3 separate regions of the Homo sapiens genome follow, and all the other regions are linked to region 1. The links are chromatin loops, found by intact Hi-C in ENCODE. Cell type or tissue: IMR-90. All regions are shown on one strand.

Evidence for each region. Hi-C counts contacts between places; a loop is a spot of excess contacts. Peaks named below come from ENCODE experiments on the same cell type or tissue, not always from the same donor. Only the 100,000 strongest peaks of a DNase experiment are listed, where the experiment ranks them.
Region 2: a loop joins it to region 1, with 4 times the contacts of the local background. A loop is called at or near these places in 2 of 110 quality-filtered maps.
Region 3: it touches region 1 in a loop (2.6-fold over the local background); 2 of 110 quality-filtered maps call a loop at or near these places.

Annotation. Positions count from the first base shown.
Region 1 is chr16:66,267,313-66,275,312 of GRCh38, forward strand. No RefSeq gene overlaps it. Among named protein-coding and RNA genes, the nearest start is that of CDH5, 95 kb to the right of the region's middle. In IMR-90, CTCF peaks have their summits at 3,294 (motif pointing left), 6,885 (motif pointing left) and 7,292 (motif pointing right); a DNase peak (open chromatin) is centred at 1,119; H3K27ac peaks cover 1,919 bases.
Region 2 is chr16:66,075,881-66,083,880 of GRCh38, forward strand. No RefSeq gene overlaps it. Among named protein-coding and RNA genes, the nearest start is that of CDH5, 290 kb to the right of the region's middle. In IMR-90, no CTCF peak of the experiment used is centred here; DNase peaks (open chromatin) are centred at 4,001 and 6,281; H3K27ac peaks cover 1,055 bases.
Region 3 is chr16:65,331,473-65,339,472 of GRCh38, forward strand. The region is part of intron 8 of LINC00922 (long intergenic non-protein coding RNA 922); the gene reads right to left. The region is part of intron 2 of LOC124903780 (a long non-coding RNA gene); the gene reads left to right. Among named protein-coding and RNA genes, the nearest start is that of LINC02126, 160 kb to the left of the region's middle. In IMR-90, no CTCF peak of the experiment used is centred here; a DNase peak (open chromatin) is centred at 4,839; H3K27ac peaks cover 208 bases.

The DNA of each region.
Region 1 (8,000 bases):
GAGCAGATGTTACCAGCCCACTTCTGGATAAGCCCAACGAGCTCAGAAATCTTCAAGAAGCAACTGGACCAGTGGGAAATGCAGGTCTGGGTGATTCCAGCCTGAGGCCTGAGACTGAGCCCAGTTTCCTCAGGCTCCAGACAACTGGGTGGCCAGGACCCGGCCGGTCAGCCCCATCTGGGGTGGTCAGGGTGGGGCACAGATGCTGAAAGTCGCTCCCACTGTGCACAGGTGGGGCCCTGGCTGAGGCAGGTCAGGACCTCGTGACCTGTTACCCCCCCCCCACACACACACAACCACACACACAACCATTCATACCCATGGAGAAACTGGGCACAATCGTAGACACACAAGTCTCACACAAGCTGACATATATGCGGGTTGACCCACAAACACACACACACACACACACACTGCCTGCTGGGCTGGTCTGGCAGGGCCTGGGGTAGGTCAGTCCTTTGAGGGGAAGGGCAGCTGCTCTTGTATTTCTGCCTGGGTCCCCCCGAAGGCAACAAGATATCAGCCCTTGAGTCTGGACTCTGGCCAAGGGGAGAGGGGACAGAAGGAATGAGAGTTAGAAGAGAGCAACGCAGCAGAAGAGGAGAGGGAGAAGAGAACAAAAGGAAAAGGAGGGAAGGAGGAGGGGGAAGAGATGAGGAAGAGCAGAGAAGGAAGGGTGCATGAGGAAGAGGGAAGCGGGGAAAGGAGGACAGGGAATGGGACAGGGGAAGGAGAGAGTGCAGGAGTAGGCCCTCTCGTAAGCCCCAGCGAGGGCAAAAAACATAATCTCCAGGTCTGGAATCAGACACATAATACATTGGACTTCTATGAGCACGTGTGACCTTATGCAAGTTACTCAACATCTCTCAGCCTCAGTTTCTTTTTCTCTAAAATGGAGATAATACAGTAGCCCCTTTCATAGAGAGGCATAGAACATATTGAACAGTCCCAGGTACATGGGAGAGCTTGATAAGGTTGCAAGAAAGATGGAACAGGTACTGGAGGCCCGAGCAAAGTCATATGCTTCCCGTATCCGGCCCGTGGTGAGTGCTTGGAGGATTTAACTGCTGTTATTTCTAATACTGCCGTCATCTTCCTCACATGCCAGGCACTGCTCCAAGTGTCTTTGTATCTATTACCTCATCTGACCTGCCAACAACCTTACAAGTGATTAGACTCATGATCCCTATTTTATAGATGGGTTAGGCAGAGGCCCAGAGAGGTTGAAAAACGACTTGTTCAAAGACACACAGCTGGCAAGTGGTGAAGCCAGCATACAGGATGGTCTCCAAAGCTTACATTTGCAACTGTCACTACAGGGCACAGTATTTCCTGTTTAAATCATGATTTTTAAAAATTAAAGTAAATGGCAGAGCATGGTGGCTCATGCCTGTAATCCCAGCACCTTGGGAGGCTGAGGCAGGCAGATCACCTAAGGTGAGGAGTTCGAGGCCAACCTGACCAATATGGTGAAACCCCGTCTCTACTAAAAATACAAAAATTAGCCGGGCATGGTGGTGGGTGTCTGTAATCCCAGCTACTTGGGAGGCTGAGGCAGGAGAATCACTTCAGCTGGGGAGGCGGAGGTTGCAGTGAGCCGAGATCACACCACTGCACTCCAGCCTGGGCAACAAGAGCGAGACTCCGTCTCAAAACAAAAAGAAAAAATAAAGTAAACAAGGTGGGATCCTAATAACCAACATTTATTGAGCATGTGCCATGTGCCAGGCCCTGTGCAGAATGTTTATGTCCTTGAATGCTCACAATGACCTCAAGAAATACATAGTATTAATATTTTTAATGAGGAAACAGAAGCACAGAAGGGTTAGGTAATTTGCTCAGGGTCACCAGCCAGGAAGAGAAGGACCCAAGTTCAAGCTCAGGTAGTGCTCCCAGAGACATCCTCTTCACCACTCAGCTAGAGATAGATCAACCTCATATTGTGATATTGAACAGTCTCTAAGATACATTTTTAAAATATATTTTAAGTCAAAAGCAAGGTATAGAGCAGCCTGTCTACGGTGCTATATTTTCTAAAGGAGACATATGGCCTGACACGTTTTTCTCTGCACAGAGTATCTGGAAAGCTATGTAGGAAGCTTGTACCAATTGCTGCCTGCAGGAAGAGGAACTGGGAGGCTGGGGTCAAGGAGGCAGAGAGATGCAGCACTTTTAGACCCTTTCCATATTTTATCCCTGCCTTTAAAAGGATGAATGTGTAGCGTCCCTTTCAGAAAGAAATGATTTTCACTCCTTGGTCAGTTTCATGGAGACATGGTGTTAGCTGGTATTTCCAGAGGGTACTCCCTGCTCAGGACTCGGGTTACGGGGAGGCCCGAATTTCTGTGTGATCTGTCACCCTCCAGTTGGAAATGACCCTCTCATTGTTGACAGCACACTAGAACAAGTTTGTCCAACTTGCGGCCTGCGGCCCAAGGTGAGTTCAGGGTTCCAACAATCAAGTCAAAGATGCCTGGAGGGAGGGAGGGAGGGAGGGAGGGGGCTGGGGGCAGCAGGATAGACCCTGCACTGCACAGGAAAGCAGGTCCCCTCTGCGGAGGGGAGACCCGGAATCAAACCAAGAGTCCTCTGCTGAACCAGCAGTTAGAGAGAGGGAGGGAGGGGAGACAGGGAGGGAGGGAGAGAAGAGGAAGGGAGGGAGACAGGGAAGCAGGGGGAGGGAGAGCCCCAGGAAGAACGGAAAGCAGGAAGGAGGGAGGGAGGGAAGAAGAGAGACGAGGAGGGAGGGGAGGGAGAGAGAGAGGGAGGGGGGAGGTAAGGCCCCAGGAAGGAGGGAGGGAGGGAGAAAGGAAGAAAAGAAGGAAGGGAGGACGGGAGGGAGGGAGGGAGAAGCAGAGGAGAGGGAAACGAAGAGAGAAAGGAGAGGGTGGAAGAAAGGAAAAATGGAGGGAGAGGAAGGGGAGAAAATGAAGGAGGGAGGGAGGAAAGCAGCCTTCTCTGGTGCTGAGATCAGAGGGATCTCAGCCGGGATCTGGCTGAGTGCGGCACCGAGTTCAGGGCCCAGTGACTGAGAAGAGAAACCTGAAGGCCTCGAGCTGAGGAGCTGCCACGCGGGCGGCAGGCGGTGCCACTTTGCAGAAGCGCAAACTGAGGCCAGAGGGGCAGCGGATCTCAGCTGGGTCCCCACGCTCGGCAGGAGACCGGGTGCTCCCCGCGGGGCCTGTGAGCGGGCCGCCAGGGCTGGGCTGGGGGTGGCAGCGCCGAACCGGGAGCGCAGCGCAGGGTCCGGGTTCGCTGGGAGGCCGGCGGCGGCCGCGTGGCCACAGCGCCCCCTGGCGGCTACGGGAGTCCTGCACGCAGCGGCCGCGTCTCCACGCCTTCCTGGAGCAGAAGGTTGCCTGCCCGCTGCGTGGCCCCCGGGTTCCCAGACAGCCCGCCCCGTCCCTAGCGCTCCGAAATGGCTGCCACCTGGCGTCTGGCCTGGGCAAACGAGGTATCCCATCTGTATGTATTTAAAAGCGGACAGCAGGGTGCCCGCTGCTGTCACCCCACCGCCTAAAGAGGATAGACACTTATCTTCCCCTAAATGTGTAATTAGCAATTCCAGTGTGACCCCTCTCCTCATCGGACTTTAGTTCAAACTCAGGCAGCGGAAGCCATGTCCTTTTTCTGTGTGAAATTTAGGATTCCAAAAGGACAGCCCCTGCCGTCTGCACTGCCCACCCTAGTAACAGCTCACACCTTCCCATCCTGGCTTCCCTGGATCTAAGCACTTCTCAGGCGTTAGTCCTCACCTCAGACCGATTATTATCCCCTCCTGGGCGAGGTAACTGAGACACAGAGAGAGATTAAGGAACTCACCCAAAACCACACAGGTAGAGGGGAAGCTAGGATTTTAACCCAGGCAGCCTTGATTGCAAAAGAGAAAAGGGGAGAAAAGGAATGAGAGGGGGCAGAAAGAGAAAATTTACTTCTAAGACAAGGCAGTGCTGGAGCGCGTCTGCCTCCATTTTGTGTGAGGGGTCTAGGAAGCCTTATTAGAAGTCTCCCAGCTCCTTTCCAGAGCCTGGCATCAGGATGAGGCAGTGAGGCGGGGAGCCCCAGACTGGGCTCACACACAGGGAGCTGCCCAGGCCAAGGTTTGGGCAGCTGAATGGAGGGAGAGGAGTTCTGCCCGCCCCACCCCATCCCATGCACCCAGGCCTCTCTATCTCTGCTGGCCTGGGGATGGGTCCACCAGGGTAGAGGTAAGCAGGTTTTGGAGAAGAATGCATCATGGAGCTTATGCCTGTCTAGGTGACTTCTCCAAGCCTCAGAAGATGCCCGTGGCACAGTGACTCACTGTGGCTTCAGATTCAGCTCTGGCCCTCCCTTCTCTCGAGCCCCACCCTTGGAAGAAATGCAAGGACAGAAACTTCACTGAACTCCTGATTTTTGTGCCTGGCCCCAAAGACAAGGGGGCTAGGGTCTGTGCATTCCAGAGACTTCCTCTTAGCTGAGATCTGAAATCCCCAAGTTTTCCAGTCAAGCTGTTGTAAACCCGTCCAGATCTCTGCGCACCTCCTCCCGGTGGCCTGCAGACTGCAGAGCTGAGCCCAGAGGCCCAGTTCAGTGGGCAGGCTACAGGGGAGGGAGGGGAACCAGAGCCAGAAGGAGAGGGGCGTCTCTGAGACTGGGCTCCCACATTCACCTGGAATCATCTTTGAAGTGGAAAGATTAACACGGGATTCAGTTTCCCCTTTGTGAATGAGTGGTGTTGGAAACTACACAGAGATTCCTCTGTGCCGGTCAGGCCCTGCAACCCCAGGACCAAGAGAGGGATGAATCTTGATAAAACCTTGGGATGGAGAAAGGCAAGAAGGGTGCCATTCACACACACCCCATCAGTCTCATTGTTCCCTGCCATTACCACTACCCTGGAGAAGGACACCAAACAGCTGCTTATTAAAACACATTACCTGAGGCCAGGCTTGGTGACTCACATGTCCAATCCATGACAGGCAGGTTGCTTGAGGCCAGGAGTTCGAGACCAGCCTGGCCAACACGGCAAAACCTCATCTCTACTAAAAATACAAAAATTAGCCGGACGTGGTGGTGCATGCCTGTAGTCCCAGCTTTCTGGGAGGCTTAGGCATGAGAATTGCTTCAACCCGGGAGGCGGAGGTTGCAGTGAGCCAACATGGTGCTACTGCATTCCAGCCTGGGTGATAAAGCAAGACTCTGTCTCAAAAATAAAAATAAAAATAAACACATTACCTGAGCCGCTGAATGTGTCAACACTCAGATGGACTCGCTCTTTCTTTGTAAATGGCTGGACCTTGGTGCAAGGCATGCTGGGAACTTGGATCTGTGGGGACGGGGGTCTGGGGAGCCCCTGACACCTTCCTGGAACAGGCCATGCTCCTCCCACCAGCCTCAGGCCCTTTGCATGTGTGGCTCGCTCTGCCTCGACTGCTCTCCCCCTACCCCTTTCACCCATGACACAATGAGTCTTTCTTCAGCAGCAAGAAAAATGGTTTCTTCTCCAGGAAGCTTTTCCCGAGCCTAGTGTAAAGCTCTAAGGCAGCAGGGGTCAGGTGGCTTATGTGGGGTTCCCAGAAGGCACAGCCTGAGATAAGACTGGAGTGCAGGTTGTTTATTTGGGAGAGGTTCCCAGACAGCAAGAGTGAAGGATTGAGGGAAAATGGCATAGGGAGGAGTAAGATCATTAAAAGTTGTGTTGCGGTCATCAATGCTTTGGGCAACAGAGGCTCAGTGCAGCTGGGACCTCCTGACAAGCAGCATGAAGTCCCCAGAATCAGTCCCCTAAAGGCCAAGAGCCTGGAGCATTCATCCACCAGCTCCCAGCCCTCATTGGCTGAGAGCTTCCCCGGACAAGATTCATGCCCTGTATTGACTGCATTTTCTTATTTTCTGTATTCCTGATGCTCCGGCATTTGGGGCCTTGATCCTGGAGAGACTGCCCCTCCCAGAGCTAGCTAATTCCTAGAGACAGCAAAGGACTCCCCTGTGACTGCACCTTTGATGTACAAAGCAATCGTTCCAGAGCCCACACCCCCAACCGTCCAACTGCCAAGTCAATATTCTCTCTGCCCTAAATCACTACAGGGCCAAGAACCAGACAACTAGGAATGACCTTGAAAGCCCAGAGCCCTCCACAGTGATTCACACTATCCATCCTAAGCTAACTCAGTCTACCTACCCTGCCTTGCCCACACCTTCCCAAGAAATCCTCAACAAAGGCTCTGAGCCTTGCTCTCCCCTCTCCCTCTTCTGCCTTCTGACCCTGGCGCTTCCCATGTGTTCCAGGTAGCAGTGTGCAGTGCCTCCCATTTCTAGAGTACTTAGTATAAACTTCTTCCTTTATGACAATCATCTCCCTGCCTGCGTGTCTGACCATACTGATTAAAACAAATCCTGGGTACATTTTAACTCGTGCCTTCACACCGCCAGGCTTGCATGGGCTAAGAGTGTTCCCACAACGCTGGAGAAGACCCTGAGGCAGAAAACCAACAGGCATCTGTCCCATACATGAAGTGGATGCTGTAAGAGCAAGGCAAGCTTTCTGAGCTGTCAGGGAAACGGCCACCGGCCACTGTCGCTGGCACTGAAATCACAGCTGGCCAAGGAATGTGATGAGCAGGGTGCCAGAGGTGTCTGCTGCATCCCATGTGCTTGTTTGCTTGTTTTTCTCACCATTGATCCCCCAGTGCCTAGCACAGTACTGGCATGGTGTGGGGACTTAGTCATTACCTGCTGAACTCATGAATTGAATTAGTGAGTGACTGAGTGAGTGAACCTTGTAAGCCCCAAAGGAGAATGACTAACAGTCCAATAGAAGACATTCAAAGGTTCCCAGCCAGTGAGGTCCAGTGGTCAAGTTTATCCCAGCAATAACCCAGCTAATAGCACCCTCCAGTGGCCAAGGTCCCAGGGCTGGTCAAAGCTAGGTCAGGTGGCGGAGCTGTCAGCCCAGCAAGGAAACTGAGGCAGAAAACTAAAGGAGTTCATGGGATGTTAAGCCTTCACTCCTGCAATGGCTTGCATTTAAACAAGACTCCTTACAGGCCCCAGGGCAAGATCAGGTATGGGCGGGCGTAGTGAACACGAAGAAGCCCAGAGATTTACAATGGGCAGGACCAGGGTAACAAATCCAAACAGAAAAATAGAATCCATAAACCTCTTCTCCTAGGCTTCAGAAGGTTCCAGATTCATCTCCCTGAATGGCCACCACAGAGAAGTGGCACAAGAGTGTCACACCTAGGGTGCAAAGGACTGCCTGCTATCCATCATAATCATAAATGTGTATACTGTCATAAACTTCCAGAAGATGGCAGTAAAGAGACTCATGCTAAGAAAATCAGTACATTACAATAATTTTCCATATATGGAAGTGTCTTGAGAAAGGGAGAGGTTTTGCCTAATCTGTTTAAATGTGCTGTGTGACCTGGTGAGCAGATTTTTTTCCCTTCCTCAGTGAGTTTTGCCCAGGCTCAGAAACCCCGCAGGCCCCTAGAGCATAAACCAAGGGAAAGCAAAAGTCAACAGACATACAGGCAAGGAAGCGGGGGCAGGTGGCGGGGCAAGGCTGGTTTCCTCTGCGTCTCCTTGGTTGCATCTCTAGCCTCATTCGTGCAATAAACACTTGCTGAACTCTGTTGGGCACATTGGGGGTGGGTGAGGGACACATATGACCAAGATTGGGTCCTTTTGCTCAGTGTCATGGAAAAAAGACTGATATGGTTTGGATCTGTGTCCCTGGCCAAAGTTCATGTCAAATTGTAATCCCCTGTGTTGGAGGCGGGGTCTGGTGGGAGGTGACTGCATCATGGTAGTGGGTTTCTCATGAATGGTGCAGCACCACCCTCTTGGTGCGGTTCTCATGATAGTAAGTGAGTTCTCATGAGATCTGGTTATTTAAGTGTGTGGCACCTCCCCTTTCACTGTCTCTCTCTCTTGCTCCTGCCCCTGCTATGTAGGACACCTGCTCCCCCTTTGCCTTCTGCCATGATTGGAAGCTTCCTGAGGCCTCCTCAAAA
Region 2 (8,000 bases), 190 kb before region 1:
CCAACAACATCATAGTCTACAGAGCAAATTCTAATAAATCTAAAACAAACTGCAGCACTAGTAAGTGAATGTATCAGTGTTGTAGAATACATAGACCTAACTATAAAAGCTAAAACTATAAAACTTTTAGGGAAAAAAAACTAAAATATTTTAGGAGAATTTTTTTTGAATATTTTTTGTGAATCTGCCCTAAATAATGTTGCTTATGATACAGAAAGACATAACCATAAAAAATTAGTTGAATTTATCAATTTTTTTAATGGCTTATGCTTATCAAAAGACACTGTTAAGAAAATAGGTAAGCCATAGATACGGAAAACTATTCATAACACACCCCTGACAAAAGATATGTAGAAGTTAGGTAATGTTCTACATATATATGCATATATACATTATATGGAAAAGACAGATGTTTTCTAAGTATATATGTGTATTAGTCCATTTTCATACCACTGCAAAGAATACCTGAGACTGGGAAATTTATAAAGAAGAGGTTTAATTGACTCACAGTTCCACATGGCTGGGGAGACCTCGGGAAATTTACAATCATGGCAGAAGGCAAAGGAGAAGCAAGTACCTTCTAAACAAGGTGGTGAGAAAGAGACAGTGAGGGGGGAACTGCCACACTTTTAAACCATCAGATGTCCAGAGACATCCCTCACTATCACAAGAACTGCATAGGGGAAATCCGCCCCCATGATCCAATCACCTCCCACCAGGTGCCTCCCCCTGACATGTGGGGATTACAATTCAACATGAGATTTCGGTGGGGACACAGAGCCAAACCATATTAATATATATCTCTACACGATATATATGTAATAGATACATAATACATATATACATACATATATAATCTTCTGCAATCAAATAATAAAAACAAATACAATAAAGCTAATAAAGAACAGGCAAAAGATTTGAACAGACATTTACAAAAGAAAGCATACATGTTTAAAACTTTGCTCAACAACTTTAGTCACCAAGGAATAGCAAATTAAAACTACAATGACACACCCATAGGATGGCTAAAATGAACCCCCAAAATTTGTGAAGATGTGAAACATTCAAAACTCTTGTGCCTTGCTAGTAATTGTAAAATATCATAACCACTCAGGAAAAAGTTCTGGTAGTTTCTTTAAAAGTTTAACATATATTTAGTCCACAACCAGCAATTCCACACCAAGGTATTCGCCTACAAAAAATGAAAGCAAATATCCACAAAAAAAGCATTACATATCCATAGAAGCTTTATTCACAACAACCAAAAACTGGCAGCAGCCCAGGTGCCCATCAGAGATGAAAGGAAAAACAAACTATGGAATATTCATACAATGGAATAATACTCAGCAATGAAAATGAACAAACCACTGACAAGACAAAAATATGATGCTAAGCAAAAGCCATTCCCACAAGAGTACACACTTCTTGGTGCCCTTTACAGGAATTTCTAGAACAGGAAACTAAACTACTGTTCTGATTTCTATCACTGAAGATATTTTTGTGGAGGTGGAGGGATGACTAGAAAGACACACAAGGAAGCTTTTGGGTTAGTGAAATGCCTTGATAGGAGTGTTGTTTACATGAGTACGTATGCCTGTCAAACAGGTTGACCTATACACTTAAGATCTGTGTATTTCACTGGATTTGAGTTAAACCACAGTTTTGCAAAATCTTACCTTCTATTTGTAGAAACTGATGTCATTTTAAAGTGGAAAAAGAAATGCAGAGAAGCTAGAAAAGCTAAGCAATCTTAAAGAGTGAAATTGATAAGGACTTTCACTGCCAGATTTCAAAACTTACGTAAAGCTATGGTAATCAAGAAGCTGTAGTATTGGTAATGAAAGATACATAGATCTGTAGAGGAGAATAGAGTCCAGAGAGATCCATACTTCTATAACCATTGATTTCTGGCCAAGGAAACTAAGCAATTCAATGGGGGAAAGAATTGTTTTAGCAATAAATGGCACTGGAACTCATATCGATTTATAAAAGGAAAAACTACCACACGTCTCAAAAATTAATTCAACATGGATCATACCTATTAGCATAAAAGCTTAAAACAATAAAACTGCCAGAAGAAACCACAGAAGAATACCTTTGCAAACTTGAGGTAGATATATTTTTAGACAGGAATGAGAAAATGTTAATCATAAGAGGAAATTTTGATAAATTAGATTTTTATCAAAATTAAAAATCTTTATGAAAATACATTAAGAAACAGAATAGATAAGACAAACTATGTGAAACTATTCACAAAATATTTATCTGACAAGCTCTTAAACCTAAATATGTGAAGAATTCCTCAAACCTCAATCATTATTTAAAAATTCATTTTTTTAGGGAAATCTGATTTTTAAAAAAGTTTTAATAGCTTTTGGGATATAAGTGGTTTTTGGTTACATGGATGAAATGCACAGTGATGAAGCCTGAGATTTTAGTGCACCTGTCATCCCAAGTACTGTGCATTGTATGCAATAGATAGTTTTTATCCCTCACCCCCTCTTGTCCTCCCCTCTTCTGAGTCTGCAACGTCCATTTTACCACTCTGTATGCCTTTGCATACCCATGTCTTAGCTCCCACTTATAAGTCACAACACAAGGTATTTGGTTTTTCATTCCTGAGTTAATTCATTTAGAATAAAGACCTCTACTTCCATCCAAGTTGCTGTAAACAATGTTATTTCCTTCTTTTTTAAGGCTGAGTAGTAGTCCATGGTGTATACATACCACATTTTCTCTATCCACTCAACGGTTGATGAGCACTTAGGTTGATTTCATATCTTTGCAGTTGTGAATCGTGCTGCAATAAATATGTACCTGCAGGTATATATGACTTCTTTACCTTTGGGTAGATACTCAGTAGTAGGATTGCCATATCGAACGGTAGGTCTACTTTGGGTTACCTGAGAAATCTCCATACTGTTTTTCATAGAGGTTGTACTAATTTACATTCCCACCAGCAGTGTGTAAAGTATTCCCTTTTCACCACATCCATGCCGATATCTATTGTTTGACTTTTTAATAATGGCCATTCTGGCTGGGGTAAGGTGACATCTCATTATGGTTTTATATGCATTTCCCTGATAATTAGTGATAAGAGCATTTCTTTAAATATGTTTTTTGGCCATTTGTCTATCTTCTTTTGAGAAGTGTCTATTCATGTTATTTGCCCACTTTTTGATGGGATTATTTGTTGGGGTGTTTTTTCTTGCTGATTTAAGTCTCTTGTAGATTCTGGATATCAGTCCTATATCAGATGAATAGTTTGCCAATATTTTCTCCCATTCTGTGGGCTGTTTATTCTGATTATTTCTTCTGCCATGCAGAAGCTTCGTAGTTCAGTTAGGTCCCATTGATTTATTTCTGTTTTTGTTGCATCTGCCTTTAGGGTCTTAGTCATAAGTTCTTTGCCTAAGCCAACATCAAGCAGTTTTTCCTAGGTTTGCTTCTACAATTTTTACAGTTTCAGGTCTCAGATTTAAGTCTTTAATCCATCTTGAGTTGATTTTTGTATATGGTGAGAGATAGAAATCCAGTTTCATTCTTCTACATGTGGCTATCCAGAAAAACTCAAATTTTAAAATGAGTAAAAAGACTTGAACAGGCAGTTCACAAAAGAAGGTATATGAATGGCCAATAAGAACGTGAAAAAGGGACTCAATAGCCCTACTATCAGGGAAATGCAAACTAAAACAAAAATGAGATTATAATCCTATCTAGACACACTGAAGTGGTTGACATTTGAAAGACTAACACCACCAATGGTTGGTAAGGATGTGGAACAATAGGAATTCTCCTACGTTAATGTCAGGAGTGTAAAACTCTGTAGCCCCTTTGGAAATCTGTCCAGCAGTTTCCCCTAAAGTTAAACGTTCACCCACGCTATGACCCAGGAATTCCACTCCTATGTGTTTAACCAAGAGAAATGAAAAGATATGGGCACAATATGAATTGTGAAAGAATATTCATAGCAGCCTTATTCATAATAGCCAAAAACTGGAAATAACCCAAATGTCCTTCAACAAGTCAACAAACAACTGAGTTATAAACATATAAAGGAATGCTCAGTAAAGAGGAATGAAACATTTATACATGCAACAACAGGAATGAACCTCAAAGACATTGTGTTGAAAAAAGCCAGATACAAAAGAATACATCCTGTACAATTCAATTTATGTAGAGTTCTAGAACAGGCAAAATTAATTTCTATTGAAAGAAATTAGAGCAGTATTTTCCTGAGGGCAAGGGGGATGGGGGACAGAATGGATTAGATGAGGCAGGAGGAATATTTTAGGGATGAAGGAAACGTTTTGTGTCTTGACAGGGATGTGGGTTACGTAGCTGTATGCATTTGTGAAAACTCATTAAATTTGACTCTTAAGATCTGTGCATTTCACTGCATATTATTTATATGTCAATTAAAAAACAAGGATCTAACATTTCAAAAGGAGAAAAGGGGAAAATAAAACATGTACAAAAGCCTGAGAAAATATCGGGAGGCAGTTAAGCAGTGATTAATAGCACGCAGGCATCAATGGAGGGCACCAAATCATGTTGAAATATTTGTATTCTTTAAAAATTTGTGGCTGGTTGCAGTGGCTCATGCCTATAATCCTAGCACTTTGGGAGGCCTTAGGAGGATCACTTGAAGCCAGGAGTTTCGGATCAGCCTGGGCAAAATAGCGAGACATCTTCTCTACGAAAATAAAAATTAAATGAAATTATCTGGGAATGGTGGTATGTGCCTATAGTCCTAGTTACTTGAGAGGCTGAGGTAGGAGGATTACTTGAGCCCAGGAGTTTATGGCTGCAGTGAGCTATGATTGTGCCACTGCACTTCAGCCGGGGCAACTGAGTGAGACTATCTTAAAAAAAAAAAAAAAAAAAAGAAAATTTGTTTTTTGAAATGATTCATTCTCCAGTGTTATCTATGATTGCTGTAAGTAATTCCTCCTGCCCCTCCTGTTGAAGCATACTTACATGGAGAAATATGCTAATTTTCTAGTAAGTTTACAATGGTGCCCTTAAGTATATACAGTTGGTTGGTCAAACCATAAAGCTGTAATCTGGTCTTTACCACTTACCAAATGGCACTGTCACCTACGTGAGGCCCAGGTAGTCAAGAATAAGCACCTGTATCAGTTCATTCTCACACTGCAATAAAGAACTTCCCGAGACTGGGTAATTTATAAAGAAAAGAGGTTTCATTGACTCACAGTTCCACATGGCTGGGGAGACCTCAGGAAACTTACAACCATGGCAGAAGGCAAAGCGGAGGCAAGTGCCTTCTTCCGACGCAACAGGAGCAAGAATGAATGCAGGAGGAACTACCAAACAACAGCTCTCGTGAGAATTCACTCACTATCATGAAAACAGAATGAGGGAACTGCCCCCATGATTCAATTACCTCCACCTGGTCTTTCCCTTGACACGTGGGGATTATGGGGATTACAATTCAAGATGAGATTTGGGGTGGGGATACAGCCAAACCATATCAGCACCTGAATGCTGAGCTGCCAGATGTGATATGAAACAATGAACATGATCACAGTATAGATCATTCTCAATTCCCCCTTAGCCTTTTTGGTGTTTATCCCAACAAGTGGGGCTTTTGTACACATTGGGCTCTAGTTTTCCTGAAACCATTTTCAGATGCTTTAAATGTACATGATATACCAAGAGATATTAAAGAAGCTTTCATCAAGTCACTTGGTGGGGATGACAAATTTAACCTAATTGTAGATCATGCATTCAAAAATAAATAAGCAGAACGCCAGATAGCTTAAATGTAGAGTAAACCATTTTTATTGGTGTTGAGAGGAGTGGTCTCATCTTTCCCCCACCCTCTTCCTTGGGTCTGGAAATTACCAAAATAGGATAATAAAGAGATCAGTTGCTGAGGGTGCTGAATTCAGACATGAAACAAATCATTTTTGTATAGTAACTCCCTAGATACTTACCATGAGGAGGCCCATATTGGCAGGGTGAGATGCTGACTGGTCTCTAAGATGCTGTATTTGGAAGGGTCTGAAGTCTTAGTCTACACTCATTTCTTACTCAGAGTGCAGCCGTTGGATTGAATACCACACGTGATTAGAAGTGGTTGGGTGCCCAAGTAACAAATAAGAGTCATCCTGCTTAAGGACAGAATAAAGCGAGTGTTCAGGCCTGGGTTTTCTCTTAGCAAATACAAGAGGTTGGTCCCAAGAGTTTACTTCAAACGCCTACACCTGATGTAAAGCTGGGGCAAGTTAAATAGAGCAGATGAGTCACACCTGAATCCTTCCCACTCCCATCCTCCTGAAGGATGTAGACCTCTCACCACCCAAAGTGTGGCCATGAGTCAGCAGCATGAGCACTGCCCTGGAGCTTGTTAGCAATTCCGAATCTCAGACCCCTCCCCAGACCTACAGAAACAGAGTCTGCACTTCTACAAAATCTCCATGTCATTCATATGCACATTGAAATTTGAGAAATACTAGTGGGAGTTAATTTGCTTTTATATAAGAAACAGATTGCTATGAGGGTTAAATCAGTTAATATTTGTAAAACATGTGGGACACACACATTTATTGTTCCACATGTTTTACAAATATTAACTGATTTAACTAATTAACTGATTTAACCCTCATGGCAATTTTCTTATGTAGGTATTTTTGTTGTCTCTGCTTTGTCTCCATTTCAAGGAAGAGAAACATAGGGCTCAGAGAAGTTAAGTGAGTTACCCAAGGTCACACAGCTGGTAAGTGGCAGAGCTGTGACTTAAAGTCTAGAAACCTAGTTCAATTTTCCATGCCTTTGCCACTCGATAATGTTGTTTAACAATAGTATATTGTTTAAATGATTCCAAGGAGAAACAAAAGATGTTTTGTACATTTGGGGAGAATCCATTTGTGTGTCCGGCCAGTTAATTCTACTGTGATTTAATAATGGACTTTAACATACTGATTTTTCTACCCTAAAAGGTACAAGATGAGGTTGCACTTATTTTAAGTGCTCTCTCCCAAAGAATCCAAAGATGTTTCTCCTATATTCTGTAAAATGGCGTGCTTGCTTAGTTTTCCCATTGAGGGTTGGAGAACTTGCGTACATTATCGGCTAGGTTTACTATTCTTATATACAAACCTGGAAAGGTTGCTTGAACTAATAACATAATGACAGGAGATGATTGAATCCACAATATGGAAAGCATTAAAACAATTTATTATATGATTTATATAAACAACTGCGCATCAAACAACAAATAGCCAGATTACTATTGTACATTTCTGGTATTAATTCAAATCTCTCCGCACCAAAGAATTAGGGAAACCATCAGGCACATGTACCATAAGGAAATGATTCTGAAATAATTATCAAAATGTCCATGTCTCTGACTATTCCATGTCTCAGAGGAGTGCATAGCAGACTAGTTACTTTCTGTTAGAAGCTCTTTCCATTAATCTCAATAAATAACATTTATTAAACATTTTGGTGTTGGATTTGCAAAATGCACACAATATCTGTCTGGACTGAATTCTCTATGATCCTCTGCAGTAGGGGATTTAAACAGGCCAGGCTGACTTCTGGCATCACTGCACACAACTCTTAGGAAGTGTGCTATGTAAAAAACTGCCCCTTGTTATGTAGGAAGGCTATTCATGCTAGACTTTTTTCCTGTGTTACTCTATGAAATGTCCCCTAGGTATTGTAGCTGTTTGTATTTCCTCTTCCTTTATGTTTGGGAAAAAGGCTTAAATTGTATTTTTGATTGACTAGAGTATTCTCTAGAAGGCCTATTTGTTCTTGTCTAAATTATGACCATAACCAATGGCCTTATTCCAAGTACCTTTTCATTTTCAAACTGGTATTTACATGGATAGCACCTAAAATTCTCTGAAACATGCTTTTTGAGAGGCAGCCTGGTATAAAGCAATGATTTAAAACTTGGCCTGCCTATTAGAATGGCCTGGAGTACATTTTAAAAATACCAATGTCCAGGCTCCACCCTTAAGATTCTC
Region 3 (8,000 bases), 940 kb before region 1:
ATTCTCTTCCTCCTCTTGCTTCTATTTCTCTTCTTCTGTCTTTCATTTTTCATCTTCTTTTTTTAACTTTTATTTTCAGTTCAGGGGTACAAGTGCAGGTTTGCTATATAGGTAAACTTGTAATGTGGGGGTTTGCTGTACAGATTATTTTTGTCACACAGGTATTAAGCCCAGTATCCATTAGTTATTTCTCCTGATCCTCTCCCTCCTCTGACCCTCCACCCTCCAATAGATCCCAGTGTGTGTTGTTCCCCTCTATGTGTTCATGTGTTCTCATCATTTAGCTCTCACTTATAAGTGAGAACACGTGGTATTTGGTTTTCTGTTCCTGCATTAGTTTGCTAAGGATAATGTCCTTCAGCTCCATCCATGTTCCTGCAAAGAATATGATCTTGTTCTTTTTTATGGCTATGTAGTATTCTATGGTGTATTAAAAAAGTGGGCAGAGGATGTGAACAGACACTTTTCAAAAAAAGACATACATGCAGCCAATAATCATAGGAAAGAAAGCTCGACATAATCAAAAATGCAATTAGACACCATCTCACACCAGTCAGAATGGTTATTAATAAAAAGTCAAAAAATAACAGCTGCTGGCAAGGTTGTAGAGAAAAAGGAAAGTTTATTCACTCTTGGTGAGAGTGTAAATCAGTTCAACCACTGTGGAAGACAGTGTAGTGATTCCTCAAAGACCTAAAAAGAGAAATATCATTCAACCCAGCAATCCCATTACTGGGCTTATACTGAAGGGAATATAAATCATTCTAATATAAAGACACATGCATTCATATGGTCATTATGGTACTATTCACAATAGCAAAGACATGGAATCAACCTAAATGCCCATCGGTGGTAGACTGGATAAAGAAAATGTGGTACATATTTTTTTCTCCTCTTCCTTTTCCTTCTTCATGCATCACTCTCAAACACACACACAAGCACACACACACATGCACATACACACACACCCTAGTGAGGATTTAAGGGGTGGGCTTTGATTTCCATACCCACATTGGAGACTGTAACATACCAGAGTGGTCCAAAAGAAGTCCACATTTCATGAGGAACTACTTAGGTCTTCTTGAGGAAATGTTGAAGAAGCTTTTCAACCTAATATTTGGAATCTAAAACTTTAGAGCTTCAGATAATAAAGAGGCAGAAGAGATTCAGTTTGGTAAAAGTATTCTGAGATCCTGAGAGTCACTCTGCAGCACAGAGTGAAATCTTGTCAAGGTCCCTGGCTCTGTGTCAGTGACTTGGGACTCAATTGACTTTCAGTGAAGACCCAGAGTAATCTATGTAAATATCTTAGGAGTAGTGAGCAAGACATCTGAAGGAACACTCTCACTTGTTGGTGGGACTTTCTTACTCCTCCAAGAGTAAGGAGGAAAGAGACTCTGCAAAGACAGCCAAAGAAGGCATTAGAAACCCTGGCTGCACAAGGCAGGCATCAGAAGCCCCTGGTATGGCAACTTCCATTCATGTTGTCAGGTGGCTGGCACCACTCTAGGCAGGGAGAACAAGAGTGGAATGGGTGGCAGATATAGGATGTATTTAAATTCAGCCAAATAAAATGTTTCAGGTTCTCAAGCTTCTTCTAGAACAAGAGACAGAGCATAACACCCTTGAAGCTCCTCTGATTTGTCTTTGTGCAGAGATGGTACAAACTTCCATTTGTAGCCCTGCTATAAAATACAGGCATATCCTTGATGTTGCTGTTTTCTGGGGGAAGAAAGGATCAACTCTGTATCACTGTTCCCTGCATAGAATAACTAAAACAGAATGCCTCATAGCGTGTAAAGGTATTTCGAACAAGAACAGTATTAAAAAAAAATTCTCAAAACCTCCAGTTTATTTTTCCAAGCCTAGGTTGATCTGGCCTAATCTTTTTCCATGGGACATTTTCCTCTGTTCTGTCTTTTTTGGCTCCAGACTCAATATAAAAAAAATATTGTTTAAAAAATGAAACAGATGGCTGACATCATAAGGAAAGACCTGACGGGGTTTCTGGAAAGGACGTAGAGGTCCAAGGATTGTTTTGAAACTTTTCCTGCTCTTGTCCTTGAGGACAAAAACTGGGAGGAAAGAGGTGGAGAGGTGATATAAAACTGATTAGAATTTGGCAGGGGAAAAAAAAACACAAACTCCTGGAAGATAGGCACATTCTATAGACTTGGCTGAAAAATCTTGTTTCTCCAATTTTGCTGAGATATACAATATAATTTTATCTTATTTATTGTCACTATTATTATTATTATTATTGAAGGAAGCTGAGTTAGAAGAACTTGCCTTGAGTAATAATTAGAAGAACATAACAAGATGCTTCTCTACTGACTTCCAGCGAGAAGATTCTATATAATTGTTCTATTGACAGTGTTTTGAGAGATGTGACGCTGAAGAATAAACAAATCTAAAAATTATTAGGCATGATGGCTTGCCAATTAGATGTTAATTCATTCTAAATGGTTGATCAGCTTCAAGGGAAGTGTGCAGATGCACACTGCCATTTCATTGATTTTGTGCTCAGTATTGATGAAGGAGGATGGGACTTCATGCTCTGTGAGGAAAGATACATTTAGCACGATCACGGCAGCCATTGGGAATGAAGAAGCCCCAGCTGATGGCTTAAGAAAGGAAAAAAGATGATCCCAGAGAACCAACTGGTGAATAAACAACAAGTCTACAGGCTGCAAGGCTTGTGTCTGGTGAAGGAAAAGCAGAAAGCCTGTTTTGAGTTCCAACCCATAAAAATATGAGCATCAGCAGTACTTTTTGTAAAATAAATGAGGTGCCAGGGCTCACATGATGTTAAATTATGAAATGTCTTCCTCCCTCCTCCTCTCTTCCTATATTCCTCCTCCCCTCTTCTTTATTCCCACTAACTTGTGAACTTGTTGTTCTTGCCAGAGGAGTCAGTAGAGGTGGGAATGTTAATTTATTGAAGGCCTTCCCAATGAATGGTGTTTGTAAGCTGCTGGTGAGTTGGTGAGCTGAACAGATGTACGTCGTGTAAGTAACCTTCTAGAGCAGGGAAAATGGAGTTACAAACTCCTGATTTCTTTCAATTTAAATCAATTTACTAAATATTAATTAGTTACTACTCTGTGACAGGTAGCAGTTGCAGCTACAAAGGAAGTAAACGAGGTAGGATGTGCTCTCGGGAAACAGTCTAGGATGAAAGACAGACAACAAAGACATCATCATGCAAAGTGATGAGTATCATTCTAAGAAATGGAGAGGCACAGAAACAAGATAAACTAGTTGTATATGGTGATGAGATTGCTCAGGAAAGTCTTTTTTAAATGCTTAAGATTTGAGTCAGTTTTGAAGAGGAGAATGAAATGGGTTTGCATTTTAAACGAGGGGGAAGGTATGGAACTCCAGGAAGCAGGAGCCACATCTGCAAGGCACGGAAGTGAGAAATGTCTGGTGTGTTACAAAATAATCCAAGTACTTTGGTATCGATAAAGTACAGTTTTGTATAATCAAGTAATGAAGTGCAGATCTGCAGAAAGCCATCAGACAGCAGGATTTCTCCAAAGAAAGAAGAAAAAATGGAGTTTGGTGAACTCCATCGTTAGCTAGCAGGGAGGACAGGAGTTCAATGCAGCTTCTAGTTCCATGTGTGAAGTTAACAAAGGATAAAGATAGCAAAGTGTCAAACACCGGAACTTCTGATACTTTCCCATACATGTTAATCTCTTCTCGTTCCGTCAAAATAGTTACCAGTGAAACTTTAAAAGGAATATGGGTCTTTGGGCATTTTTCTTCAAGAGAAACAAAACAAAGAGGAACTGGGAAACTACCACACAGGCAGGGGTGCAAACTTCCCCAGGGCATCAGAGTAGGTTAAGGCAGCTATAGAGAAAGAAAGCCAAGTGGACTATAATAGTAAACCTCATCATGGGGGACGGGGAATGAGTGGTATGCATGAAATACCTGTTCGAATCTGAGAAAGGGCCCAGGGTTATGGGACAGTTACTAAGAAAGGATATTTTTTTCCTCACGTATAAATCAGTCCAAAGCATGCTTTCTCAATGTGAACAAGATGTCTCCTGGCCCCAGGAAAAGACATGAGGCTGCATCCAACACCATACCAAGGTCTGGAAGAATCAACAAGCTTGCTATTCTCTGCTTTTGGTGCTAAATAATACTGACCTGAGAACCTTGTCTAAGAATGGAATGGGTTTATTAATTTTGATAACCAAGGGAATCAGCCACTTTGGAAGCAAAGTGAAAATATACAACTTATTTTTTAGAAGCAAAACTTAAAACCCTTCCAGAAAAAAAAGAAACATAACACAAAACCATATACTCAGAATCGTTAGATTCTGGAGAGGAAATACAATATAGAGACTAGAATCTAAATGCTGCTAAATAAATGGAATTCTCTAAGCCAAGCACAGTGATGTACTCCTGTAGTCACAGCTACTGGGTAGGCTGAGGCAGGAGGAGCACTTGAGCCCAGGAGTCCAAGGCTGTTGTGCACTATGATCATGCCTGCGAATAATCACTGCCTTCCAGCCTGGGCAACAAAGGGAGACCCTGTAACTGGAAAAAAAAAAAAGAAAGGAAAAAGAAATGGAAATGGAATTCATCCCAATCTCTCCTTTCTGAATAGACAGAGAGTCTGACGGGTACATATATGGTGGAAAGATGGACTGCTTCATGTGCAAAAAGGAGTAACCATGCTGCCTATCACATGGAGTCACACGGGGAGCTACTTACTGAAAATGTCTTCCTTCTCAAATATCTGACATACAGTAACTTCTCCATATTTATGCCCTAGGAGGAACAGCTGAAGAATGTACAATGACTAATGGTCTCCCTGTGGGGGCTGGGGAGATCAAATTCATGAAATTATTTCCTATTTATTTAAACTCATAGTGTTGGAATTAATCATTTAATTTCAGCAAGATGTTTCAGAGGTGTGGAATGTTGGATGTCTATTGAATAATGGCATTCTAAAAAAAGTGGTAAGGTCTCATTACAGAGATACTTATCTCTTCTTGACATCGGCATTGAGATGTAGGTTTAGCAGTAGCCTCACAGATGAGGAAACTGAGGTTGAGTAACTCAAGCTTCCATTGCTACTAAGTGGAAGAATAAAAATCAATAAAAAGGACTGCCTCATCAAAAATAATGCTCTTTTCAACAAAGATTCAGGGACAACTGGATATCCATATGCAAAAGAATGAATTTGGATCCTAGCTCCACATCATACACAAAAATTAACTCAAAATGGATCTTAGAATTAAATGTAAGAGCTAAAACTCAGACTGCCATGACACAAGTTTACCTATGTAACAAACCTACATATGAACCCCTTAACTTAAAAGTTAAAAAAATTTCTCAATATTTTAATGTGTGGATAAATAAAAACTAATTTCTCAGTAGTAAGAACAATGGTCTTAGAGATAATAGGACCTGTGATTGCTTTCCAAGTTTACCAGTAAATAGCTGTATACTGAAGGTTATATTGCCTAACATAGTCAGCTGGCCAGTAATTCAATTATCCATTTCTTAGATGTTCAATATATGACAGATTCTGATCAAAGTAACAGAAATTATGTAGAGAACAAAACAAGAGCTGCCCCTCTCTAATGGATAAACAATGGTTTCCTGGATAAGACACTAAAAGCACAAGTGAAAACAGGAAAAAAAAATAGATAAATTGAATAACATCAAAATTAAATACTCTCGTGCTGCAAAATATATTATAAATGAAAAGACAACTTACTATTCAATAATATAGAGACAACCCAATGAAAACATAGGAAAAAAATTGATGTTTCTCCCAAAAGGTATACAATGGTTAATACATACATAAAAAGATGCTCAACATTCTTAGTCATTAAAGAAATGCAGGCCAGGTGTGGTGGCTCACGCCTGTAATCCCAGCACTTTGGGAGGTGGAGGCAGATGGATCATGAGGTCAAGAGGTTGAGAACAGCCTGGCCAATATGGGGAAACCCTGTCTCTACTAAAAATACAAAAACTAACCAGGCGCGGTTGCAGGTACCTGTAATCCTAGCCACTCAGGAGTCTGAGGCAGGAGAATCACTTGAACCCGGGAGGCGGATGTTGCAGTGAGCTGAGATCACGCCACTGCACTCCAGCCTGGGCGGCAGAGCAAGACTCCGTCTCAAATTTAAAAAAAAAAAATGCAAATCAAAATTATAATGAGTATCACTTTATACTCATTAGGATAGCTAAAATCAAATGGATAGACAACACGTGTGGGTGAGCATGTGGGAAAATTGGAAGTTTCCTACAATGCTGGTGGAAATGTAAAATGGAACAGTCACTTTGGAAAACAGTTTGAAAGTTCCTCAAAATGTTAAACATAGATTTATCCTGTGACCCAGCAATTGCAGCCTTAGATATATACCTATGATAACTGAGAATGTACACCTGCACAAAAACTGGTACATAAACAATGCATAGCAGCATTATTCATAATAGTCAAAAGGTGGAAACAACTCATATATCCATCAACTGATGTTAAGATAAATACAATGTGATATAACCATACAATAGACTATTATTCAGCAATACAAGTGAAGTTCTGATACATGCTAACACATGGGGATAAATCCTGAGACATTATCATAAGTATAAGAACCACTCACAGAAGACCACGTATCCTATGATCCCATTTACCTGAAATGTCCAGAAGAAGCCAATCAACAGAAACAAAAAGTGGATTTAGTGGTTGCGTAGGACTGGGGATGGGGAGTGACTGTTATGGATGTGGGACTTCTTTTCAGAGAGATATAAATATTCTAGAATGAGGTTATGGTTACGGTTGCACAACCCAGTGTGTTTACTAAAAATATTACATATTGAACTTGAAATGATTTGTGTATGGCAAGTGGATTACCTCAATTAAGCTGCTTTAAAAATACAGGTTAACAGTCAAACAAACAAGTAGAAAACCCATGTTCTTTTACTATGTAGCATTTAAACTGTACACTATACTCCCAGAGTGGGATCTAGATTCATGCAAATTACTTCTAATCACAGTTCTCTCACTCACTACCTCTATGACTTTTGGTAGCATACCTTCTGGGCCTCAGTTTTTTTCCCTCTTAAAGTAGAAATAACAGTGCCCATGTCCTGGGATTGCCATGAGGATTAAACAGCGTACTTAAATGCTTAGCAGAGAGCCTGGTACACCTAAGTACCTTGTTAATTGTTGCCTTTTTTTTCATTCTTCCATTTTGCAAAAGGGATCCAGGCTTAGTCATGTCTGCCACTTCCTAACACCTGCAAACACGGCTCCCACCTGAATAGCAGTCACCATGTTTAATGGCTTTGTTTATTGTTGATGCTTGGTGTTCACACATGATAACACTCAACCGAGCAGCAGAATATATTGAGAAGAGCATGGACTTGTTCAAGATAGAAATAGGTCCAAAATGTGTTTCTTCCGTGATGGCTTATGAACTAATCCTTTCAAGCTTCAGTTTTATTAATCAATAAATGAGTCAGTAATGTCTGCCTAGGAAGGTTGTTATGAGGATCAGACACTGTGAACTGTGGTAAGATGGAAAACACCAAGCACAGTACTTGCCACTGAAGACACCACTAATATGAGCTCCCTTCTCTTTCCTTGCCTTCCATGCTTTCAGCCTCAATAAAATAAAATGATCTAATAAGGGAACAAAAATCCTCTTGACACGACAGAGAAAAAAACCACCTTGGCTGATATTTCCTCTGCCAAAAAGATCTTATCCAGAGCTTCTTAAATGACTCCAATTAAGAGGTATTTTTTGAAGACACACACGTACAGGGTTTTTTCCCCCTCTTTTTGCAGTGATCAGTTTAGACAGAAAGAAATAGACAGACTACTTCAATTTCACATAGAATTTGATGAAAAATTTAGAACTCTAACCACTCCTGTTCCCTAAATTGGCATTTATTAGAGTTATGAGGAGAGGTTGCAAGAGAAAACTACATCAAAAATATGCACAGGGCTTTTGGAGAGATACTTTCTG